Linked DNA regions of Homo sapiens: regions 2 and 3 are each linked to region 1. The links are chromatin loops, found by intact Hi-C in ENCODE. Cell type or tissue: IMR-90. All regions are shown on one strand.

Evidence for each region. Hi-C counts contacts between places; a loop is a spot of excess contacts. Peaks named below come from ENCODE experiments on the same cell type or tissue, not always from the same donor. Only the 100,000 strongest peaks of a DNase experiment are listed, where the experiment ranks them.
Region 2: a loop joins it to region 1, with 7 times the contacts of the local background. A loop is called at or near these places in 3 of 110 quality-filtered maps.
Region 3: a loop joins it to region 1, with 7 times the contacts of the local background. A loop is called at or near these places in 2 of 110 quality-filtered maps.

The regions. Positions count from the first base shown.
Region 1 is chr14:38,399,899-38,407,898 of GRCh38, reverse strand. No RefSeq gene overlaps it. Among named protein-coding and RNA genes, the nearest start is that of CLEC14A, 150 kb to the right of the region's middle. In IMR-90, no CTCF peak of the experiment used is centred here; DNase peaks (open chromatin) are centred at 1,468, 3,038 and 3,548; H3K27ac peaks cover 2,375 bases.
Region 2 is chr14:38,286,108-38,294,107 of GRCh38, reverse strand. It overlaps LOC112268136 (a long non-coding RNA gene), which reads right to left. Exons shown (of 5, transcript NR_169588.1): 3 at 1,737-1,901. Among named protein-coding and RNA genes, the nearest start is that of CLEC14A, 34 kb to the right of the region's middle. In IMR-90, no CTCF peak of the experiment used is centred here; a DNase peak (open chromatin) is centred at 3,327; H3K27ac peaks cover 419 bases.
Region 3 is chr14:38,206,458-38,214,457 of GRCh38, reverse strand. SSTR1 (somatostatin receptor 1) reads right to left here and starts at 6,554. Exons shown (of 3, transcript NM_001049.3): 1 at 6,354-6,554; 2 at 5,849-6,015; 3 at 1,391-5,412. The coding sequence starts at 5,068. The coding sequence ends at 3,893. It overlaps LOC124903303 (a long non-coding RNA gene), which reads left to right and starts at 5,171. Exons shown (of 2, transcript XR_007064117.1): 1 at 5,171-5,376; 2 at 6,182-7,243. RefSeq lists enhancers at 3,701-4,403, 4,404-5,107, 6,091-6,752. In IMR-90, CTCF peaks have their summits at 3,412 and 5,235; DNase peaks (open chromatin) are centred at 3,387, 4,137 and 5,207; H3K4me3 peaks cover 4,714 bases; H3K27ac peaks cover 657 bases.

The DNA of each region.
Region 1 (8,000 bases):
AGAGACTCAGAGACTGACAATACGCTGAAATTAAGAATGCGAACAGGCCGGGTGCGGTGGCTCATGCCTGTAATCCCAGCATTTTGGGAGGCTGAGACGGGCAGATCACTTGAGGTCAGGAGTTCGAGACCAGCCTGGACAACGTGGTGAAACCCTGTCTCTACTAAAAATATAAAAAAATAGCCGAGTGCGGTGGCACACGCCTGTAGTCCCAGCTACTCGGGAGACTGAGGCATGAGAATCTCTTGAACCCAGGTGGTGGAGGTTGTGGCAAGCCGAAATTGTGCTACTGCACTCCAGCCTGGGCAACAGAGAGAGATTCTGTCTCAAAAAAAAAAAAAGAATGTGAACAGAAGACATGAGAATTAGGCCAGAGTAAATAGGAAAGAGACCATTCTTGATCTGTGGGCTTCCTTGGGCCCCAGCAGGCAGTGGAATTAAGGCAAGTGTCCTATAGCTTAGGAGCCTGCCCTAGCCACTATCAAGAAAGGGTGCCAATTTGCCCATTACTCAACACCTACAATGAATCTTGCTTCCGATGGGCCTCAGGGTCATGGGATTGGCCTTCTGTAGGGATTGGTACCTGGCAGATAATCTGCCTGTAGCAGGACTGACACTCTTGCCTGTGACATCTTCTGAATATAATAAGATCCTGGGCCATAAGTCACCCACAATAAGATTTCGAATTGTCAGCAGAGTGAAGTTCAGTGTTTGCCTGAGATCTGGTCCTGAAATGTAGTCTATCTGAAAGGTAGTCATAGCTCCCTCAAGAGGGTTGGGAGAGATTCATAAATTTTCATTCTGTTGTTCCCTGACGTTATTCCACACATGTAAATTTTTAAAGCATACTCTGTTAATAGAACAGGAAGGAGATAAAAGTGAAACTCAGAAAAGTGGATGGCAAGAATTCTGCGAAAATTTAATTATTGCCATCCACAAAAGTAATAGGTAATTCTTGAATTTTAAAAATTAAATGGTTACTTGATTTCACATATATGTCTGTGTTAGGAGATGAGACAGACCAGGAATCTGAAAAAAATAATTCTAATCTGCATGTGCATATGCATGTGTCTTTGTGTAATAATTTATAATGTGCAGACACCAAGTCTCATAGAATTCTATCTCTATGCAATAGGAGGAAGAAACTGAGACCATTTTTATTTTAACATTCATTCTTCATTATTTCCCTAGGGCATTTTTTATTTCAGATGGTTCATTCTTTTCAAAGCCCATAAGTCTCCTTAGAAAAAATGTTCACCTTGGGAAAGTAGAGACTCCACACTGAATCTTGTGCGGCTCTTTTCCTGGCCATGGAATATTTAAAATGAGCGCAGAGGAGGGATGAGTGTTTTGCATTTTATTGCCTTATGCTCTGCATTTCAAGGATAATCCAAATATCTAAAATGTGTTTGCAGTAAAGCACCCCTTCCTGCTTGCAGTGTCCTTGAATACCACTGAATGTGTCATCACTCTTCTAATATCAGTAGCTGAGAATAAATCTAACCACCATGAGGCTGTAAAACATAAGTGTTCCCCATAGTAATACTAAGATAAATGCAGAGTCATATCAGTAATACTGCCCTGGAGGTAGAACTTTCTGCTGGAGCTTATCATGTGTTTAATGAAAGATGCAATCAGACAAATTAAACGCCATATATTTTATTCATATTCATGCAACTGTTCTTTTAATCATGCCCTTCCATGAAAGGCCAAGTTGAACCACTTCTGTTTCTAGTCTACTCCACTCACCCTGCCCAACCCTCCTCTTATAAACAAGAACACAGGCAGCCCCCTGGGAAAGGGCTAAGACAAATGGAGCACAGCTGCTGCTCTGGAGAAGGGGGAAATTGACTGTTGTTGTATCAGATCACCACTAGTCTTATTTTTCTCAGTCAGCCATAAGCATCCTGTGTCTCTTTAATCTAGAGGCAGCTCAGAGGCCTGGGGAGGGAGAATGCAGGGCAGACAGGGCTTGGCACACAGACAGGCTGGCCCTATTGTCAGCAAAAGGGAGGTCTAAATTTCCAAAAAGATCTTTAGCAGAAAACAAATAGAACACAAGCATCAGTAGATTTACTTACAGAGTACAGCTCATTAAGTCTCCTCTACCCAGCTAATTATAGTCTAGCTTTGCCCCTTCCCTCACTTCATTCAGATTGGGAAGGTATGGGAAATAAACTGAATTCATTTGGCACCTCATTACTGAGTATGGTTCTCTCTGGGTATAGGTGTTTTGTTCTAAGTGTGTTTCTCTTGACGACAGTGTGTAGTTAGAATTGGCTTTGTGGCTCAATAGGAGTCTGTTTCTTTTCATAGGAAAATTCAGACCTTTATTGACATGACAGAAATGTTTGCTTTTAGTTCCATCACCATATTTTATGTTATGACTTCTGTTTTTGTTATGTCAAAAATATTTTAGTGTGTATTTTTTCCTAATGATTAACTTTGTCCAATAAACTGAATCCTCTCTTTTTTAAAGTACGTATACTGACTCCCTATTATGAGCTAGAGGTGAATTTAAGACATGTCCATTTTAACCCTCCTCACTCCTTCGCCTCTACTACCTAAATTTAAGTTAATTATGCTTTTTTAGTGTTTATCTTTACATTTCACAGCTTTATTTCTTGCTTTTCCATTTTAAATGTCTTTGGATCCCTTGGCTACGAGAGATCAGCCTGTTTACAAAATCTGCCCTTACCGCTCCCTTCTTTGCCAAAAATTATGATTATAATCATTTCTATATGGTGGGGGATGAAGACATTTACATTCTGGTCTACAATAAAAAATTACTATTTTTATTTCAAATCCTAAAGTTAAATGGATTTAATGATCACACCCATGCCTTTTACCTTGGAAAGCTAAAGCTTGTTCTCTTCCACTTTTTAAGGAACTGAGGAAATGTATATTCATTGCATGTTTTTAAAAGTTTGTCTTCGGATTTTATACATGATCTGTATTTTGTGGCTGGGTACGTAAATCTCAGTTTACACTCATTCTTTGAAAACTTTATAGTCATTGCTTTGCTATTTTGGGAACTGTTAGCAAATTCTTTTAAGTATCAGGATACACTTATCCAGCAATTGACCCAGAAATTCCACCCCTAGATATTTGGCCAGGAAAAATACCAACATATTCCCATAGAAATATTTGAATATGAGTGTTCATAAAAGCTATATTCACAACAGCCAAAGGCTGGTGATAATTCAAATTCATATCAGAAGGAAAATGGATGAATAGGTCATGGTGTATTTATACAATAGAATATTACTGAGCAATTAAAAGAAACCACTGACACACATGTCAACATGAATGAATTTTGTAGACAGCATATGGAGCAAGAGAAGGCAGATATAACAGTGGTCAAACATAGGTTTTGATATTTTCCTGCAGGAAGAATACTGCACTAAGCCCTAGTGTGTAACCAGCTAGAAATGTAACTTGTGAAACTCAAGCCTTTCTAGGCTTTGACTTTGCATCTAAAAAAGGAGAAGTTTAGATGAAATTATTTCCAGCTTTCTTAGGGTTCTAAAATCCAGAGACATTAGTCATTTATAGTCTGCAGTAACACAGCTAAGAACTTTGAAATTCACATAAAAGAACATTAATCAAGCGTTCCATCCCTTAAAGTGTATGAGTTGTAATCTCTAATAACCTTCCAGTTTTAACACAATGGTTTCTAAAACATTGTGAGGAATTGCTACATACCCTAAAAATGAAGAATGCAGGCCTGAGTGAATAAGATCAAGTTATATCAGATTTACTAATCTATTTCATTACTCATTGCTTATATATCATTTCCTCTTCTCTACTAATGGTCAAGTTTTTCTTATTAATTCATCAAGTATGTATTGAATGTCTATCTTAGAACTGTATGCAGGTCCATAAATTTGTTTTATTATTGGTTAGGGAATTGACTATTATGTTTGGGTGTTTTTCTTTCCTTAATACAATAAAACAAATTGAAAGGTTTCATTCTCTCTTTAAAAATTAACTTAAAGTAACTTCTGATTAATATGTTTTCTCCACTTGCTGAGGTTTTCTTTTCTCCAGTGAGGTCTCTGTTCATAAACAAAATTGGGACTCACGAAAGATGTAGCTCTTCAAGGAAAGAAAAGAGAGTAGCAACTATCCCTAACAATTTTAATTATTTCTAGGCCTTAAAAAAGTACTATTTAAAGCTCTAATTTAGGTATAATTTACGGCTACTTAGAAAAGTACATTTGTTTGATTCCAATAGTATTCCAGTGTAGTCTAGTTGGTCTAAAAAATCCTAGATTTTAGTGCTGCTGCCATTCTCTAAAAAACTTAGATATATAGTTGAATTTTGTTTTTTTTTTTTCACTGCTAGTTAGACAACAGCAATCCCAACATTCTATGTTTGTCAGACTCTAGAAACTAAACCTCACATAAGGCAAGAAATAGAAATCACCATCCCAAATCTCAAGCTAGTCCAACAGAGAAGTTTATAAATGATTTTAACTCTGATCATGAGGGCATTGTTTATTAACCTGTCTAGGACCTGTTTAAGGGTTATAGGAGGGTCCTCTTTATTCCCAGTGAAGGCAATTGTGAGGTAAAATGAGAGTATCAGAGTTCTCCATTCCTGGAGTGGACTAATTTTTCAGAGCTGATCTCTAAATCCTTTACAAAATATTCAAAAGCCTTTTGGTGGGAGCCTTTTTGTCTAACAAAAGTACACGCTGTGACATTTGGGCATCTGCTCTGCAGCTTTGGCTACAGCTAGGGGTGACTTACTATACTCATGTGAAATTTCATCCGCACCTGCTGGATGTCCTGTAACAGGTGGCTGTTTCCTATGGATGGAGACCTTATCTTATACTCGGCATTTCCTATAGATCCTACCCAGTGGCTTGTATACCACAGGTAGCCATTAATTACTTGGTTAACCGACATTTCCTGCTAACTACTGTGTTTCCTGTAAACATAAACTTTAATTAACCCCTTTCTTAAAGATTTTTCTCAAAATAAAGAAAATATTATAAGTACCTTTCTGGGAAATATTTAAGTAAGAATATAGAATTTCATGTCTGAAATAATTAGTGTTAAGCCCTACTTGGATTGAAGACAATAACAGTAAAATAATTGCATGTTTGTTTCCAATCCTTCATTCCTTCCCATATTCTTGCCCTTTGCCCCATGACTTGGAGATTCCTTCAATGAGGGGTGGGGGATATATCCCCATCCCACTGAAGTCGTGGGAACAGTGTTTTATGACAATAACCGACTTATTCAGGCAAGGACACAGAAAATAAGACTGTCTTCCTGAAGATGATAACAGAAATCCTTCTCAGGTATAGTTCACAGATCAAGCAGATGAAGAGATTTTTAGTAGGTGATAAAGGCATTTTCACACTGCCATCGTGTTAAGTATTCATTTTCATTAAAGAGCAAGTGGTTACTTGACACCTTCTGAGATCTCCTAGTTGTTTAGTACATTTGAAAACATTGAAAAAGCATCTGTGCTCGTGTTTAAGATATATGCATTCTATTGTATCTCCCAATGAAGATAAAAAGCCACATGGTCCACCTTTGTAGACTACAAAAGCATGTCCCAGGCTCAGAGAAATCCTCATGAGTCATCTGACCATTCCAGTTGCAGGGCAGACACAATCTTCAAAGAAGACACATGTAAGTGCAACAAATAATACCTGAAAGGACTTTCCTATCATTTGGACACTCTAGGATAATATGTGTATGAGAGAGAGAAAGGAAGGGTATAGATAGGCTGACTTTTAACAAGAGGATGTACACAATATTTAGCACAGTTTAAGGAACAGTCCTGGAGAATGCTGGTGGCAGAGGCAAAAAGGAATATAGAACAAATTGAAAAGCAACCATTGACAATCAATAATATGTAGACAAAAAAGAAAGAAAAGTATCTGACTTCCAGGCCAGGGTAGAGACAGCCCATGAGCTTTCATTCTCTCAAGACCGAAGGCAAAACAACTTATCTGTGCAGAAGGAAAACATAAAAAAGGTCAAAATGTGCTCTATGGTCATTTAGAGAATAAGTGAAAAAAGAACAGGATGGAGCATTACAGAGACAAAGACTTAGAGAACCACAAAGAAGGTACATTGATGGGGAGGGAGGGAAAGACAGGATGTAAGTTGTGTTCTCCGTTTAGCAACAAGGACAGACAGTAGTGTTTATAAAGCAGTGTTTACAAAGGCAGGGAAGACCATACAGTTCTGCAGGCCAGGAAAAAAGAGCAAAGGGCTTAGTGGACTGAGGTGAGGAGTGATGGAAGAAAGCAGCAAGATGCAAATAGCTATTCAAAGCTAGTAAGAATGCAGAATAAATATGAATGAAAAAGGCAAAAAGCAAAAACACAACACAGAACTTTGTTATTAATAGAAACAATAAAATATTAACAATTGTGGCAAGTTTGATCTTTTTTCCCCTAGAAATAAGTTAAGTTATTAGATCTTTAGGGAACATATATGATACTCTCTCCAAGTGATAATTGACTTTGGTTTTTTTTCACATTATCTTTTAAAATGCAATAATTGTCACAAGCAAAAGAATTTGTGTGTCTACACATGCATATCACTGATATGTGAATTATGAAGTACACTAATAAAATGAATATCCAAAGGTACACCACCCAGACCTAAGTACCAGAATGTGACAAGAATTATGTATCTACCAGTGTGCTGTACTCTTTTCCCTTCTCTCTGACTCCCTCTCACACATAGCCTTTGTCTTAGATTTTCACATTACTTTTCTGTGCAACATGTTCCCAATGAGATTTTTACCAAGTTCTAGGATTTCTCTATCAAGTTGAGTTGGTTACATTCTAAAACTTGCTTTTCTTGTTAAACTTATCAGAGAAGAATAAAATCCAAGAGTTAATTCAATATTTTCACATTTCTTAACCAGCCCCTTTCCCGTGGTCTAACTCCCCTCCCTGCTCTGTCCCCTGGAATGTCAGCATGGTTATTGGCTTGGCTCCTCTACTGACCTTAACACAAACTGAGTCCACTTTCCAGGTGGTCTATTTGCTAATGTGGGAACGCTGCAGGTAAGATTTCATCCCTGTATTACCCAGGGAGTTAAGATATTTCATAATCAAAGCAAGATCGAGGCTGTTAAATGGGGTATATAATTTAAAAAAGAATGTTTTGTTACTTCCTGCAACACATTTACAATCATGCGTATAAGTACAAACAAATCCATAGCTTCTTTGGTTTGTGCCTGCTGCATCCACATGTACTTTGTAAGATTTACAGATACTTGCATTTAAAGCCATCACTATTTCTAATTTCTTGGACTTAAGTTGTTTTTAAATATTAAATGACTAGCAAAACAGTCCCAGTATAGAGCTAGGAAAGAACTTCCTTAAAAACTTATGTAAAGAAAAAAAGAAAATTTGAAAAGAAAGAGAGAGAAAGTGAGCGCACAAGAGAGCCTGTGTTATATTTCATAGTAAATTGTTCTGCTTCTCAATTCAGTTGATTCTTATGATGCTACCTACTTTGTGCAATGTCAAGGTTTCCAATTTGTCTGACTCATTCTTCTTAAGCAAAATAAAATTGTGTCTCCTTTCTCCATTTTCTTGTAAAACATTTTATGTTTATATTTTTCTCAGTGCTTCACAACTGATCAAATGATCCCATCTATATTTAAAGCAGAAATAAAATTTTATATGATATATAAAAGTACATAATAATTATAAAATATTAATTTTACAATGCAATGTTGTTTTTAAAAAAGTGATATTAAATCTCTAAAAGACACAACAGGTATCCCCCATACTTACCTATTAATTATTGCCCATGACACTATGCCAACCTCGTTTTCAGCTCAGAACAGAGAATGTGCGTAACAAATAACTACAATTAGTGTTTTCCTTAGAAAGGGTCAAATTACATAATGACTATGAAGATGTTTAGAAATGCTAAAATTATAATTATTCTTTTATATGCATAATAGAAATAAAATGCACCAAAATGCACTGCTCTGACTAAATATTTTTTTG
Region 2 (8,000 bases), 110 kb after region 1:
ACAGCCAACTGATCTTCAACAAAGCCTACAAAAACATAAATTGGAGAAAATTCAATAAATTGTGCTGGGAAAACTGGGAGACCACATGTAGGAGAATAAAATTGTATCCCCATCTCTCCCTTTATACAAAAATCAACTCAAGATGGATCAAAGACTTAAATCTAAGACATGAAATCATAAAAATTGGAGAAGATAACATCAGAAAAACTCTCCTGGACATTGGCTTAGGTAAAGAATTTATGACTAAGACACCAAGACAAACACAACAAAAACAAAAATAAATAGATGGGACCTAATTAAACTAAAAAGCTTCTACACAACAAAAGAAATAATCAGCAAAGTAAACAGACAAGCCACAGAGTTGAAGAAAATATTCACAAACTATACATCCAACAAAGGACTAGTGTCCAGAATCTACAAGGAACTCAAACAAATATCAAGAAAAAAACAAATAATCCCATCAAAAAGTAGGCAAAGGACATGAATAGACATTTCTCAAAAGAAGATATACAAACAGCCAACAAACCTATGAAAAAATGCTCAACATCACTAATCATCAAGAAAATGCAAATTAAAACCACAATGAGATACCACCTTATTCTTCCAAGAGTGGCCATAATTAAAAAGTCAAAAAACAATAGATGTCAGCATGGATGTGGTGAAAAAGGAACACTTTTACACTGCTGGTGGGAATGTAAATTAGAACAACCACAATGGAAAATAGTATGGAGATTCCTTAAAGAACTAACGGTAGAACTACCATTCAATCCAGCAATCCCATTACTAAGTATCTTCCCAAAGGAAAATAAGTTATTATATGAAAAAGATACATGCACGTGCATTTATAACAGCACAATTCACAATTGCAAAGATATGGAACCAACCTATGTGCCCATCAATCAATGAGTGGATAAAGAATATGTGATATGTATACACCATGGAATACTACTCAGCCATAAAAAGGAATGATATAATGTCTTTTGCAGCAACTTGGATGGAGGTGGAGGCCATTATTCTAAATGAAGTAACTCAGAATGAAAAACCAAATATCATATGTTCTCACTTATAAGCAAGAGCTAAGCTATGTAGATGCAAAGGCATAAGAATGATATAATGGACTTTTGGGACTCAATGATGGAGACGGGGAGAGAGGTGAGGGATAATAGATTACATATTGGGTACAGTATACACTGTTCAGGTGACAGGTGCACCAAAATCTCAGATATCACCACTGAAGAACTTACCCATGTAACCAAAAACCACCTGTACTCCAAAAACTGTTGAAATAGAAATAATTTTTTTAACTGGCTTGGTTAAGCATATCTTTTCATTTATTATATTTTAGGTTTTGGCAAAATCTTTAAATATTATTTAAATGTTTTTAATTAGTACTAATCTATTCAGCTTTCATATTTTATTCTCATGCTTATTTGACATATTATACTATTGCAGACATTTATTCACTTATGATTTTTGTGAATATTCATATTTACTGAGGAATAGTACTGGATCCTTATCTTCTCTTATTCCATTTAATTCCACCTTTAAAACACCGTTATATTTATATCCCATGTTACTTAAAATTGCAACAGAAACAACCCTTATCATTAAGTACTTTTTAAGCAGGTTTCCTCAGTTTCTTATATTCCAACATTTGGATGTGCCATGATCTAGTTAATGATTCAGGTGACAGATTGTATTTTCCAAAGATAGCCACAATGCATTTCCCATCTCACCTGCTCTTTTAAGAGGTGTCTGCATTCTTTTCCTTTGAAAATGGCAAGTTTTGACTCATCAGTATCCAACAGAATGAAGCAGAGTGATGTTTTATGACTTCCTAGGCTAGGTAAGAATATGCAGCACAGCTTCAGCCTTGTTTGGGGAAGACAGTGACAGAGCTACTAGAAGGAAAAATAATATAAGCAGTTACTCCAGTTGCTACTGCTGTGCAACAAATTACTTCAATTTTAGTGGCTTAAACAGTGATGATTTTTTTTTTTTTTTTCAGAAATCCTTGTCTCTCTTCTACAATGTCTGAGGCCTCAGCTAGGAAGATTCAGTGATTAGGGTGACTCAGTATGGCTAGAATCATCTGAATGTTTCTTCAAATAATTTCCTTTAATAAAAGATACCTCCAAATTTGGCAGCTACATGCATTATATCTGGGGCTCCACCCCATAGTCAGTCTCTATGGCAATTTAACATTTCTCTTCACCACCACTTAAAAATAGACAAGAAAAATCCCATTTATCAAAATACTTCAGTGGCCATTTGCAGAAGGTATCAGAGCAGATTCCAAGATAATGGACTCAAAGTTACTAACATCAGTGTGATCTGCAAGGGCACAGAGAGTCCTGATTTCTCCCCCTGAATCAGTTATCTGACTCATGATTTCCAAGAGACCTTCCACCTAACATTTGACATAAAAGCTATCTTTAATGTGCCCACCCCCACTTTTTTGTTTCTCATCGGCAGAAAAATATCAAAGTGCAGATTTGCACTTCAAAAATGGTGAAGGGAAGTACAGCTTCATTTGGGAGTTTTCTGATGTTAGATTCCTATACCAAAAAGTATAAAATCTTTTGTAGAATGCATTTAGAAAGGTTCTCATCTGAGGCAAGAAAAAAGGTCTTGAAATAAAAAATTAGAGGATATTAACTCTTTGGAAGCACTTTAAAAATTGCCCTTCTAGGAAGTTGCTTCTATTTTAATCCCTACCTGTAAGTTCAGTTTTCCCAAGGACAAACATCTAGAGCACAGCATAATTATTCTAAGATGAGACATACTTCCACTTTTTAAAAAAGAACAATAGCATTAAAAATCCTGCAAAGAAAAATCTCCAATTCAGAAACTGGAAGCTACTTTCTTTCATCCCATTGTTAACACGTTGTTTTGATATAAAGAATCTAAAGAAACAATCTAGACACTGACTAACTTAATGCCAATGACAATTACAATCTTGTGTCATAAATACATATTTACTGCAATAATTTTAAATGTATTATTTAAAAGTGATATGATAGCCTAGGAGAATATACCAGAATAAGTATTCAAATAATAATTGTCTAATAAGAGTTGCAGTTATGCAATTCACACCAGCACATGCTTAGATTGATGACTTAGCACACTCGTTCCCATGAAGTGAAAAGGTTTACTTCCCAATTAAATTCTTAATGCTTTTCAAAGTTTTCTTGTCCTAGTATTTGTATTTTCCTTAGTATCGTATCAGAATCTTTGCCATCATCATTAGCCAATGTGTTTATTCAGTCATTGTGTGAATAGCTTTGATCTGAGTGTACCAAGATAAGCTTCCTGAAGTCCAGTAAACACTCAGAGTTGTTTTGGAACATGAGCCAACTGCTTTCCTCTCTCACGAACTCTCTGCTTTAATGACTCATGACGCTGAAATAAATTGGAATTTAAACAGTTAGGAAAGATTTATGGACTTAGAATTATCCGGTTTGGGGTCTTAGACAAACCTAAAATTATTAAATATTATGCATATATTCTAATTTTTGCCCTGATCTCCCTTCAAATGAGAGGAAATGGCTATGAAGATATGAATTTTTTCCCTATCTAACATATCGGCTGTAATTGGATTAATAATAACAGGGTTACATTTGTTAAAATGGTAGGTTGAACATATGCATTAGCTTCCATTCCTCATTTAAACCCCAGTAAGACAACAATAAAAGGATTTTTTTAGATAGCATAGCAAGGACAAAGATAATAGGAGAGAACACAATCATGATAAATTTTTGGAAACTGGAAAGCAGATGGACTAGAAAGCTAAATACTAAATTAGCAGTGAGCATCTGAAAAGCAACTTAATTTTATACCAAAGAACTCAAAAAGGATCCACATTAATGATACCAGTAACCCCTGCAGATGGGAGCGGGAGAGATACAGGCTAAAAATTAAATTACAGCCGAAAGTCTTTTTAAAAAAGAGTTTGGTTTTCAGATTCTCTCTACTTTCTTGTGCAGCTAGACAACAGTTTCTTCCTTGCCCTGGGAGTTTTAACATCTCCAGAATATAAAATACACTCTCTCTGTACTGAAAGACTATACAGTAACATAGTGGGTGAGCAGCCAGGCTTTTGTCTCCCAGGTAGGAGATTAGAAGCACATTCACTGAGGACTCTAACTAGTCTAACTAGTCAAGAGAAAAGAGCAAAAATTACTGACAGTGGAGTTTCTATCATACAGGCCACTCTACAGAAAAGCCCTTAGACAATAAGCCACATGCTTGCACACACAGAGCTTTCAATAAACTGTTTAGTTCATTGCTTTTAATTTTCTAAAGTTTGCTGACAAACTTCCTATAGCATTCAAAGAATAGAGGCATTAGAAATTAAAAATAAGGTAAGAATTTTTAAAAGACTCAATAAATAGTTGGAAGATAAAGTTGGACACAAGATTCTAAAAGTATCAAGGAAGAAAAAGTAGGTTTTGTAAGAAGAATTAAGAATGGCTTGGATATCACGAGGACAACAAATGAAGGTTAGAATCAATTGAATAATGCCTCAAAATACTAAGGACATTTGTGGGGTTTTTTTCCTGAAATTTCATACCCAAACAAATATCAACTAAATATGAGAGTAAAATAAAGTCATTTTAAGACATGCAAGGTCTTTCTAGAGGATGTGCTCCATGAAAATGAGGGAGTAAACAAAGAGGGAAAGAGAGAGAGTGTGTGTATGTGTGTGTGTCCAGGAAGCAAGAGAACACAAATATGAATGAAGGTTCCAAGACTACAGAGCTCTAGTAGGCTCTGAGATTAATCCATCTATATTGGAGCAGATTATGAGGCTTTAAGAGGCCTCTCTGAGAAGGAAAGAACAGAACACCAGTATACCTAATGAGCTAAGGGGAGGTTTAACATGTGGAAAACTGGGTGCAAGGTACATATGACTTCTCTGTACCATCCTTGCAAGTTTTCTGAAAATCTGAAATGATTCTAAAATCAAAAGTAGAACTCTACTGGGACACAAGAGTCAGGGAGGTGGTGCATGTATGTAGTAGGTGGTAACTGAAAAGGAGTTAGTCTTCATTTTTCTAAGTCTAAAATTGGAAAATCAAGAGGTTAAAATGTAAACATGTTACTTAAAGATGTAGAAGTCAATATGGAAATACAAAGATGTAACTGGAGAGCAAGTTGGGGAGTACCGGTTTAGTAACAAGCCTAGTTACAGTTTTTGACTTTAAGTCTGTGCCTGTACAACCTGATGAAATAGAAAACAAATTTAAAGGGAAAAGATGTGGTTCTCATATATCATCCAGATTTTCAGTTATTTGAAATTTTAATACCAAATAACATTTCCCATTGCCCTACTTACCCACCCCATGTTACCTTATCAAACCAGATCAGTGATGCTTTCAGAAATTATTTGGTTTGATCAATTCAGTGACTCTAGGAAAGAGTATGCTATTAGTAATAGTTTATGTGATTTACATATTTATACTTTGAATATACATGACCCTACCAAAATTATATCTAAAAATATTTATTATTCTTTATTATTAGGTTAAAAATTGTTTTCTTTTCACATCAAATATTTACTTCCTTTTTTCACAAGGGCATGTTACACTGCCTCCCATTTTGCAAAAGCAAGACAAAGTGCAAATTAAAGGAGTTTTAATGTATATTTAACCAGATATTCCAGGATACAGGATGTAACTTGTGTTTATACTTTTTTAAATACTTTCGAATATAATTATTAGAAAAATACTTAAAAATGGGTAATGTTTACCATAAGAGCCTCCATTGTGTGGTTATTGACTAATTTATTTTTTAATTTGACAAATGATAATTGTACATATTCATGGGTACATAGTGACATTTTAATGCGTATAATGTATAGTGCTCAGATCCAGGTTATTAGCACATCCATAATCTCAAACACTTATCATTTCTTTGTGTTGGGAACATTCAATATCCTCCATCTGCTATTTGAAACTATATATTATTGCTAATTAAAATCATCCTACAGTGGTAGAGAACACTATACTTTATTCCTCCTATCTAGCTGTAATTTTGCATTCTTTAACAAATCTCTCCCTAGCCCTCCCTTCCCCCTACCCTGCCCAGCCTCTAGTACCCTCTGTTCTGCTTTTTACTTCTATGACATCAACTTTTTTAGCTTCCACATATGAGTGATAACATGTGGTGTTTAACTTTGTGTTCCTGGCTTATTTCATTTAACACAATGTCCTTCAGTTCTATCCATGTGGGCACAAATGACAGGATTTCATTCTTTTTAATGGTTGAATAGTATTTCATTGTGCACGTATACCAAATTTTCTTTGACTATAATTAAATTTTCGCATACTGGTGAAAGTGGGGGTCTATTTTTCCCATTTCTTCCTAGTTAATAGCAGAACATATCGTGAGAAAGATCTTACTCATCTTCAAATTTTCTTTTTCTTTCTTTTTTTTTTTTTTTTGAGACGGAGTCTTGCTCTGTCACCCAGGCTGGAGTGCAGTGGCGCGATCTCGGCTTACTGCAAGCTCCGCCTCCCGGGTTCCAGTGATTCTCCTGCCTCAGCCTCCCGAGTAGACTAGCTGGGATTACAGGCACGTGCCACCATGCCTGGCTAATTTTTGTATTTTTAGTAGAGACAGGGTCTCACCCTGTTAGCCAGGCTGGTCTCAAACTCCTGTCAGGTGATCCGCCCGCCTCAGCCTCCCGAAGTGCTCGGATTATAGGTGTGAACCACTGCGCCCGGCCCAAATTTTCTTACCTATCATGCGTCTAGAAAGAATCAAGTTCTCATCTATATAAATTGCACATTTTCTCTGATTGGCATACCGTGTTGAATCTTTGTCCCTTTTCTACCAGAAAACAAGATGTTCTTGTTTAAGTGGCATTTCTCTAGTTCAATAGGTTCCTTGAGCTATTCAATGGGTCCAGTAATAATATGCTAATTTTTTACATTGATTCAAATGTGTTTCAGTAACTCTGTCCTCGTATTGTTCTTGCATTATCTCAAACATAACTTTATCCTTCAATTCATACCACACTGCATCTGCCTTGCTATCCTGCTGTTACCCCTCCTCCTCTCATAACTAAACCAGCAAGACTGAATTGTAGTGGATGGAAAGAAACATGGTAGAAGGGAATGGAAATAAATTTTAAGTCAAGGTTAAATTTTATTTTGCATTTCCAAAGGAATCAATGGATTTGTGCTCTTAAACATTTTTTAAGCACAAATGAATGGTCTATGATTTTAACCTTGTGTATAATTTTGTAACATAGATTTTTATCACAGTAACAGTTAATAAGAGGATTTCATGAATTAGTTTATGTTTTAAATTTTTTCTCCTTACTAAGAAATTTCACAATACCTGAAAAGGACTGCATCCAAACTCATTCCCAGACCTCCCACTGATAAAATTATGCCCAAATGATTGTGCCTCTCCCTACTGGCACTGACCCAAAAATAGAGTTATTGGTATTTTATTTAGTCATCTTTTTCCAGGCATACACATTAATGAAATTATGTAAGAACTGGGAAATAGGTAGGACCAGCCCACCCTGAGATCTAGCTTTGGATAATCAGACTATCAACTCTTTGGCCACTGCCTTTCCCCACATTTAGCCTAGATCTTTCCCTCTGTATTTGTATTTTACACTCTATTAACCTCTTTGCTGTGTCCTGTGAAATAAATCCTCTTCTTTAGTTATGAATGAATTTTCTATATTCTTAACATTTTTTCCCTAATATCTATTAAAATAGAAATAAAAATAATAGCTATAATGTATTAGGTTCTTACTTTTATGTGCTTTACAACAGCCCTACAAATACTATTATTATGTTATTACAATTAAGGAAGTTGAGTCTTTTTAGAGGTTAAATTGTCCAACGTCAAACTGCCAGCTGGGACTTTATCCAATAGATGTCAACACCTGTGCATTTGACCTCCGTGTTATACATCATCCCAAGTCCATACTCCTCACTTATACCACTCATTGCTTATTGCCATTGTTCTCTGACAGC
Region 3 (8,000 bases), 190 kb after region 1:
AGCAGAGGCTGGGGGAGACCACTGGGCTAGTGGACTATACTGGGGCCATAGAAGACTCAGAGAAAGCTGCAGCCCACAGGAACTGAAGTGCAGGCCTCCCCAAGCTGAGAGGTTGATTCACAGGCTCTGACAGCTGCAGACTTCAACAAACTTCAGCCAGGAAGCAGAAAGGTACACAAAGGACCTGGCCCCAGAGAGCAAAAGGAAGAGAGGGCCCCTATCCCAAGGACTTGACCTTATCCCTTCCTCCAGTAGCATGCATAAAACCTCCTCCTCATATTCATTCTAAAGCCATTTTAGGGATGTCAAAAGAGAAAGAGGAGGCTAGCTGAGAGGCTGTCCAAACTTATTCAAATGAAATTTTTAATTTTTTAATGGCTATTTAAATTATCAGCTCAACTGGATGTTTGACTATTTGTTTAATTTTTTTCCCCAGCTAATGCATTGGAAGGAGCTTGGAATTTTGTTCAGATTAGTTGAAACCAAATGACAAAATAGGTTTTCTCTGCACGTCTAAGTTATGAGTTTAATTTGCCACCTTGCTGCAGCTTTTAAAAATAATAAAAGAGACTTGCATAGTGAGAGAAAAAAATAATAGAAATGATGAAAGTCCAGTTATCCTTAATCATATTGTGATGATGTATAGAACCATATAAAGCATAGAGTCACAGGGCATTTGAAGGCATTTGAACTCTCCATCCCCAACTCTGCTTCTGGAATCACTGCTATTACCTGCTTGGAAAATAGTCCTTTTTGCTCATTTTGATATGAAAATAAAACTGCTCTAAAAAGATCAAGTCTGTTAAAAACAAACAAACTTCCCTAATGATTTCTTACATTCTCCAGAGATTGATATGGCCATCACTGAACAAGGCAGAAAATACGTCCATCTCCTATGTCAAAATCTGATTTTTCTATTTATTTTGCCACTGTCTTCTGGGACATCTTTAGGAGATAGTTTTCCCCTTCCGTTGTCTTTCCTCAGGTTGTAAATCAGCAATTACTTAGTTCCCAAAAAAAAGTCTGAGGTTATAAATGGGGGTAGACAGTAATTTTATCTGCGAGAGATTAAGATATCATCCACTTAGTTTGGTGACAACAGAGTGCAACTGAGTGCATTGCTTCCTGTTCATCCTGGCTCAACTTTTTCTTCTTTCTCTCTGTCTACCTCTCTCTCCCTTTCTGAACTAGCCGACTTTTCTTTTTAACAAAATAATTCAGGGTATAACCACAAACTTGGTAAAATTCCCAAAAGTAATCTGAAAACATTCTTCTTAAAACCTAAGTGACAAGTAAGTCAACTAAGCTAGTGTGTGTGTGTGTGTGTGTGTGTGTGTGTGTGTTACCAAGTAATCCATTGAAACAATAAAATTCAAATAGCAAAAACAACTTGCAACAGCATAATACATCTGTTTATTTAGTTAATATTACAATGGTAACAAGTTAAGAGCACTAAATTTGTATCCTCTTAGAAGGATAATGATTAAGATTTTGATTTGTAAATTTCACAGTTCTTAACCATTAAAAATCTATTTTCCAAAGGAGTAGTAATATATATTTTTATTAAGGGACAGATCTAAACTTTCTGATTTATGACCCAAAGCATATTTGTTCATTAGTTTAAGCAAAACATTAGGGATATCTTAACTCTTGGTTACTGCTTTCAGGAAAGCACAAAGTTGTTGAAGCAAATATACACAAAACGTATTTTTCAATAGTGATTTTAACCATTGTATATCATGTCAATGAGTGAACCTGAGAACCCCAGATTTAGTATCTCCAGATTGTTGTAATACACTCTGGCTTAAACAATCAACCAACAAACATGTATTTAGTGCCTACTATGTACAAGCCAGCATACTAAAGCAATACAGGAAATATAAATAATTAAAATTATTGGTCCTCGCCCTGCTCAGGCTTCCAATGTAGTTGGTAATATTAAACACAGACACAAATTATTTCACTTTCAATGTCCTCAAAAAAAGTGATGATGTTAACTGGATCATATGTAAGAATCACCTCTGCTGGAACCCAGAGGGAGCAGGGGCATCTTCAGCAGTGATTAAAGTCTCTGTCTGAATTAGATTCCTCAGCTCCAGGTTTGAGTGCTGCTTGCACTCCTGAAACTGAAAGTGTTCCAGCCAGACTCACACCTGTCACCATCAGTGGCTATACTTAGACTCATGGACTCATGACAATGGAGCAAGATAAGTATACATATGTCCACATCATATATATAAATATATATACACTCAAATTATATATAGGGTGATGTTCCCCTATATATGTCTCCTGGAAAGCCAGGAGTTCAGGACTTTCCACTGTGCATGGAGAGGAGGATAACCCACATTATCATTTATGTATTATCCTAATAAGACAAACAAGAGACTATAGTAAGAAAAGTATGAAAAATCTCCAAACTTCACTCAACACAATCAAAAATAGAAAAGCTAGAGGAAAGGATGAGATAAGAGGGCCCAGCATTGAGGAGAGGCGTTGAGATGGCCAGGGAGTGGGGCAAGAGCTTGCCCCTACTTCCACTTCCATGCCCGCCCCCAGGGTCCCAAAGAAAAGACCTGGGGCTAGGCAAGCAGAGAAAAGGAAAGCAGAGACACATTTTCCAACACGACAAATAAATTAATAAATATATATGTTAAACAAGAAAATAACTTCTTAGGCACCGCTTGAAAGGCAGCAACCCTCTAGAGACCAGGCAGGCCCCACTCGGGAGCCTGCAGGTTGCGGCGACACCGCCAACACTGGCGGACTCTGAAGACGTCGCCCTAGGTCCCCCGCCCCTGGCGCCCGGTCTTTTGAGATACACTGGAGCAGGAAACCTTATCTATTGTTACTTTTAGGTCGGCTCCTCCGGAAACTTGGGTGAGGGAGAAAGCCAAGGCGGGCTGCAGCCCTGCAACCGAACCCCGAACCCCGAACCCCGGGGAAGGTGTGCCCTGCACTACCCTGCCCTGCCTAACGCAGACGCGCGGCCCGGGAGCGCCCAGCGCTTGGTCTTTGAAAACGCGCAGTAGGAGGGTGATTCCTATTACGCGCCCACACTCCGACCCCGCAATCTTATAAAAACTCCTCATTCGGCTTGTTCTCAGCTCCTTCTTTGCTCCAAAGGAGGGCTTGGGTGGGAACTCCAGAAAGCCTGGAGTTCGAAGCGCGGGACCTATTTTACTAAGCACCTGGCTCTACTCTGGGTGGAGTGAGAGTGGTGGTGGCGGGCGGGCGGCGAGAGGGGGACAGGGGAGGGCAGGGAAAGATGCACCTTCACCCAAGAGTAGGAGAAAAGACCAGCTGCTTAGATCTTTCTCAAGTCCAACTTTCCTTAAGGTAGGGCTGCGCAAAGGGAGAGCGGTCATTCCCGGGACTCCAGTAGGGGCACCAGACAGAACCTGGACAGCGGCCCCGCGCGGCTAGGGACTAACGCCGAGGGAAACCCGTGGCGGTATCCGTGGCTCAGCTTAAACAAACAGAAATAACGACTGGAGGGGCTGAGGATCAGAATGAGTTGTTAATGAGTTCGTGATCTGCACTGGCGGGACGGTGCGGAAGAAAGGATAGAAGTTGCAGGGTAGGGAAAATAGAAGGAGGGTCAGAGGAGTAAGCGCAGTGGAGGAAGGAACAGAAAGTGGGAGACCCAGAAAAAGGTAGCCTGAAAGCCTTCCCAGTTTATAAGCAAAGCTCTCACTTCTACCATTGTCGCGCGCCTTTCTTGGGTTCCTCCATCAAAGGCTGTCAGTGTCCTAGCCCCACGTTATCCCGACAGCACCCTGGCGCCCTGGATACCGTCCCTTTCGCACCCGGCCTTCCCTTCTCATTCTCCCCCTCTTTTGGCTCAGGGCCCCTGCGTGGCCCGGGCTCAGAGCCCCTGCGTGGCCCGGGCTCAGAGCGTCGTGATCCGGGACGTGCAGGTGCCATTACGGAAGACGCCGCCGGACTCCAGGTTCTCAGGTTGGAAGTCTTCCACACTGTAGGCACGGCTCTTGAGCGCGGTGGCGTAATAGTCAACCGGCTCCTCCGCGGCGTTGTCCATCCAGCTGAGGCATAGGATGCGTTGGAAAGAGCGCTTGAAGTTGTCTGAGAGAAAGCCATAGAGGATGGGGTTGGCGCAGCTGTTGGCATAGCCGAGGATGACCGACAGCTGACTCACCGTGGCGTCGTCCTGCTCAGCAAACACGTTGACCAGCTGCACCACGTAGAAAGGCATCCAGCAGATGACAAACACCATCACCACCATCATCACCATTAAGGTGATCTTGCGCTCCGAGCGCTTGCGCTGCTGCCAGCCGGCCTTGAGGGCCACCATGCGCATCTTAGCAATGATGAGCACGTAGCACAGGCAGATAGCCCCCACGGGCAGCAGGAAGCCCATGAGAAATGTGTACAACACGAAGCCCACCAGCCAGCGTTGAGCGGGCTCTGGCATGAGCATGTTGCAAGCCACCGTGCCGTCGCTGTTGGCCGCGGTGCGAGAGAAGACCACGATGGGCAGGATGACGAGCAGCGATAGCACCCACACGCCCAGGTTTACTACCTTGGCCACGGTGGGCCGGCGGTAGCGGGCCGCCTTGATGGGATGCACCACGGCCACGTAGCGGTCCACGCTGAGCACAGTCAGACAGTAGATGCTGGTGAACATGTTGACCGCGTCCACGCTGAGCACGAGGCGGCAGAGCAGCGCACCGAAGGGCCAGTGGCGCAACAACGTGGAGGTGACTAGGAAGGGCACGCTGAGCATGAGCAGCTCATCAGCAATGGCCAGATTTAGGATGTAGATGTTGGTGGCCGTCTTCATCTTGGCATAGCGCAGGATCACGTAGATGACCATAGAGTTCCCACACAGCCCCACCAGGCACACCACGGAGTAGATGAAAGAGATCAGGATGGCGCTGCCCTGGCCCTCGCTCAAGGTCCCGTTCTGGGACGCATTTCGCCCTGGCTCCTCCATGCCGTCCGCAGCGCCGGCCCCGGGGCCCCTGCTGCCGCCGCCTTCGCCGCAGCTGCCCGGGCTGGGGCTAGGAGAGGAGGAAGGAGAGGAGGCGGTGCCATTGGGGAACATCCCAGCTGAGGGGGGCCAGTGGGGCTGCCAGGGCTGGGGCTTTCTCCTCGCGCACCCGCCGCCTGCGCCCTCCCTCCCCACCCGACCGCTTGCCTGCAGCCCACAGCCGCCCAGCGCCTCCGGGTAGAGCGCAACCGCTGCGGGGAGCGCGGCTCCTACCGGCGCCGGCGGGGCGCACAGCCCAGCGGTTGCCTGGGCTCTGCAGTTTGCAGCTCCGGGGTGCCCGGGCACAGGCGACCGTGGAGAGGAGAGGCCAGGATGTGGGAGCACCGCACGGCACAGCCATTAACTGGCGCGGCTCTGGACTGGTAAATGATTAATAGGCACCACCAGCGCGTCAGCAGCTACGAAAAAAGGGGGTGGGGTGGAGAAAGGGAGGAGAGCACATAGGTGGCTTGTCCCCCCCGCCCCCCATTTTTTTCCTTCCCAGTCCTGCACTCTGCTCAACTTTAGTGGCTCCTTCCGGGGTTCCCTCGCAGCACCATCTGCCTCTTGCTCTCAGAGGAACCAAGAGAGTTCCTCGGCCTTACTGGAGGGCGGGTGGGAACCAAAGGTATAGATTCTGTCTCATTCCACTCCTCTCCTACCCAAAGCAAAGACTCAAACGGATCCATGAACATGGATGTCTGGAGTTCATCTCAGTTTCCCTCCATTGCTGCCCTTTTCTCTGGAGACCCCAGCTTCTCTCCCGTCCCGCAGTCCAGAACCCTAAATTCCCTCTTCCCACCCTCGCTTGCCTTGCAGCTCAGACCCGCCAGGGAAGTTCCGGGCCCTCCTTACCCAAAGTGCGCAACCTCCAGACTGAGACGTAGATGGTCGGTGCAAAGTGCATGTGCGGTCTGTTAGCAGGTTGACGATCTTCGCGCAGACCAACTCCCTTCTTTGCGCCTGGCCCCAGCACAGGTGCCCACGCAATTACTCTTAGAATCGCGGAAACTGGCCCTAAGCTGCGAGCGTTATGAGAAGAAAGGACAACCACCGTGCGTTAGGGGCTTCTGCGCTATAACACAGCAGGCAGCTTAGGCTATTGGGAGTGTTCAGGGACCTGAGTGAACCATTCGCAAATCTCTTAATAAAGCTCGTAGCGCTCAGAGCCCCCCGTGTCTCCCACAGGAATATCGACTGCAGAAACGAGGACGCGCAGCTGGGAGCTCTGGAGGAGCTTGAGACTCCCTCCAGAAACGTGCCAGGCGCGGTGTTGGGAATCCACCTAGGTGTTCACTCGGGAAAGATAAGGCTGCGCCGCTTGGAAGGGCTCCACCCGCGTCCCTGCTGTACTTTGTACCCTGGAGAGTTGGCGGGTTCTGGCAGACGAGAGTTTAAAGGCTTGGGCGGGCGGGGACGCCAGCTCTTCTAAATCCAGGTGAGGAGCTGCCGCCGTGCGATGACCAGACCTGTCACCAACCCCAGGAACGGCAGGGCGACATTCGAGTTTTTCCGGGAAGAGCTAGGATGTCAGCTCTTTCTGAGGCTTGATTTGTGAGCTGGCTCTGGGTCACGTGCCCAAACCATTAGGAGATATCAATGTAGGCAAGCCTGAAGCTCACTGACTTCATTTAAGAATCAAAACGGTTTTCCCGTAAGAAAGAATGTATGTTCCGTTATCAGGATTTTAAACGAACCCTGGGACTTACCACCATTCTTACTCTAGGGTCTCTTTGGCTTTCCAACTGTTCCTGTGGAAGGAAGAATCACACTCCATGCAACTTCCCTGTTCCTTTTCATAAACGTTGCTTTGCTCGGTAAGATCCCTGCAAGCCTTTATTTGAAACTAGCCTGTTCACAGGAAGAGTGACCCGCAGCAGCTTAGTGCTCTGCCTCCTTCAAGCTTTGCTGTCTCCAGTTTTTCCTTAGTTTCTCCTTCTCCTCAACCAGGCTGTGCCCGCTGTACTGTAAGTCTCAGTTTTCCTCCTCTCAGTAGAGTTTACTCCAAGGAGAGGCTAAACTCCTCATGGAGGCTATCTGTACCGGTCCAGAATGAAGAAATGGATGCAGAAATTAAAAACAAAAAAGTATATTTCCTAATGCCCTGTTGCTTTATCCAGGTAATCACTTACATATACTGCATGTGTTTTAGTTCCCAAAACTAATTGTCTTGAACAGGAAAGAATAACTTCTGTAGTGTGTTGATGATAGCAATCAAAGACTAAAATAAATGACAGACTTTCATAGGAATGTGTGCAATTATTAATGAGGAATGTGCTAGGATGGAATTTGAAATTTCATACGGCTGAAACTGTTTTAACCCATTATTTTACCTGAACAAATTGCCTTCTTTAAAGTGGAATGTACAATTGGTGTTTAGTTATATTTATTTTTCCTTTACAAATACAGCACATATGGAGAGAAAATAAATGTTCATTAAGTTAAAAGAAAAGAGAGTGGGTATTGTCCCAGAATCCCAGAAGAGCATTTTACTAGCCAAGCCTCATATAATGCCTTAGATGCCTCTGCCAATCACTGACTAAAGACACCTGACTATCTGTACCTCTGGGAGCTTGGATTTCAACAGTCATTATTTAGATGCCTTGGCTTTGATCATGGTTGCTCTTTGGGAAGTGTGTGATGGGAGTCAGTGAAAAACAGCTCTGTTGTTCAGAATTTCATTAAATTCACTTTCAGCTCATCTTAGGGAAAATTTCTCTCAATTTTGTGGCCTCATATACAAAAGAAGAAAACTTAAGACCTGACGTGAGAATGCTTTTTATTTTTATTTTTTTGAGATGCCACTTTTCACCCACTAGGATGGCTATAAGAACATTTTTAAAAACAAAAAATAAACGTTAGTGAGAATGTGGAGAAATTAGAACACTCATACATTGCTGGTGGGAATAAAAAATGATGCAGCAACTTCAGAAAAAAATTTTGGCAATTGCTTAAAAAGTTTAAAAGTTTAAAAGAATGACCATATGAGCCAGCAATTCCACTTCTA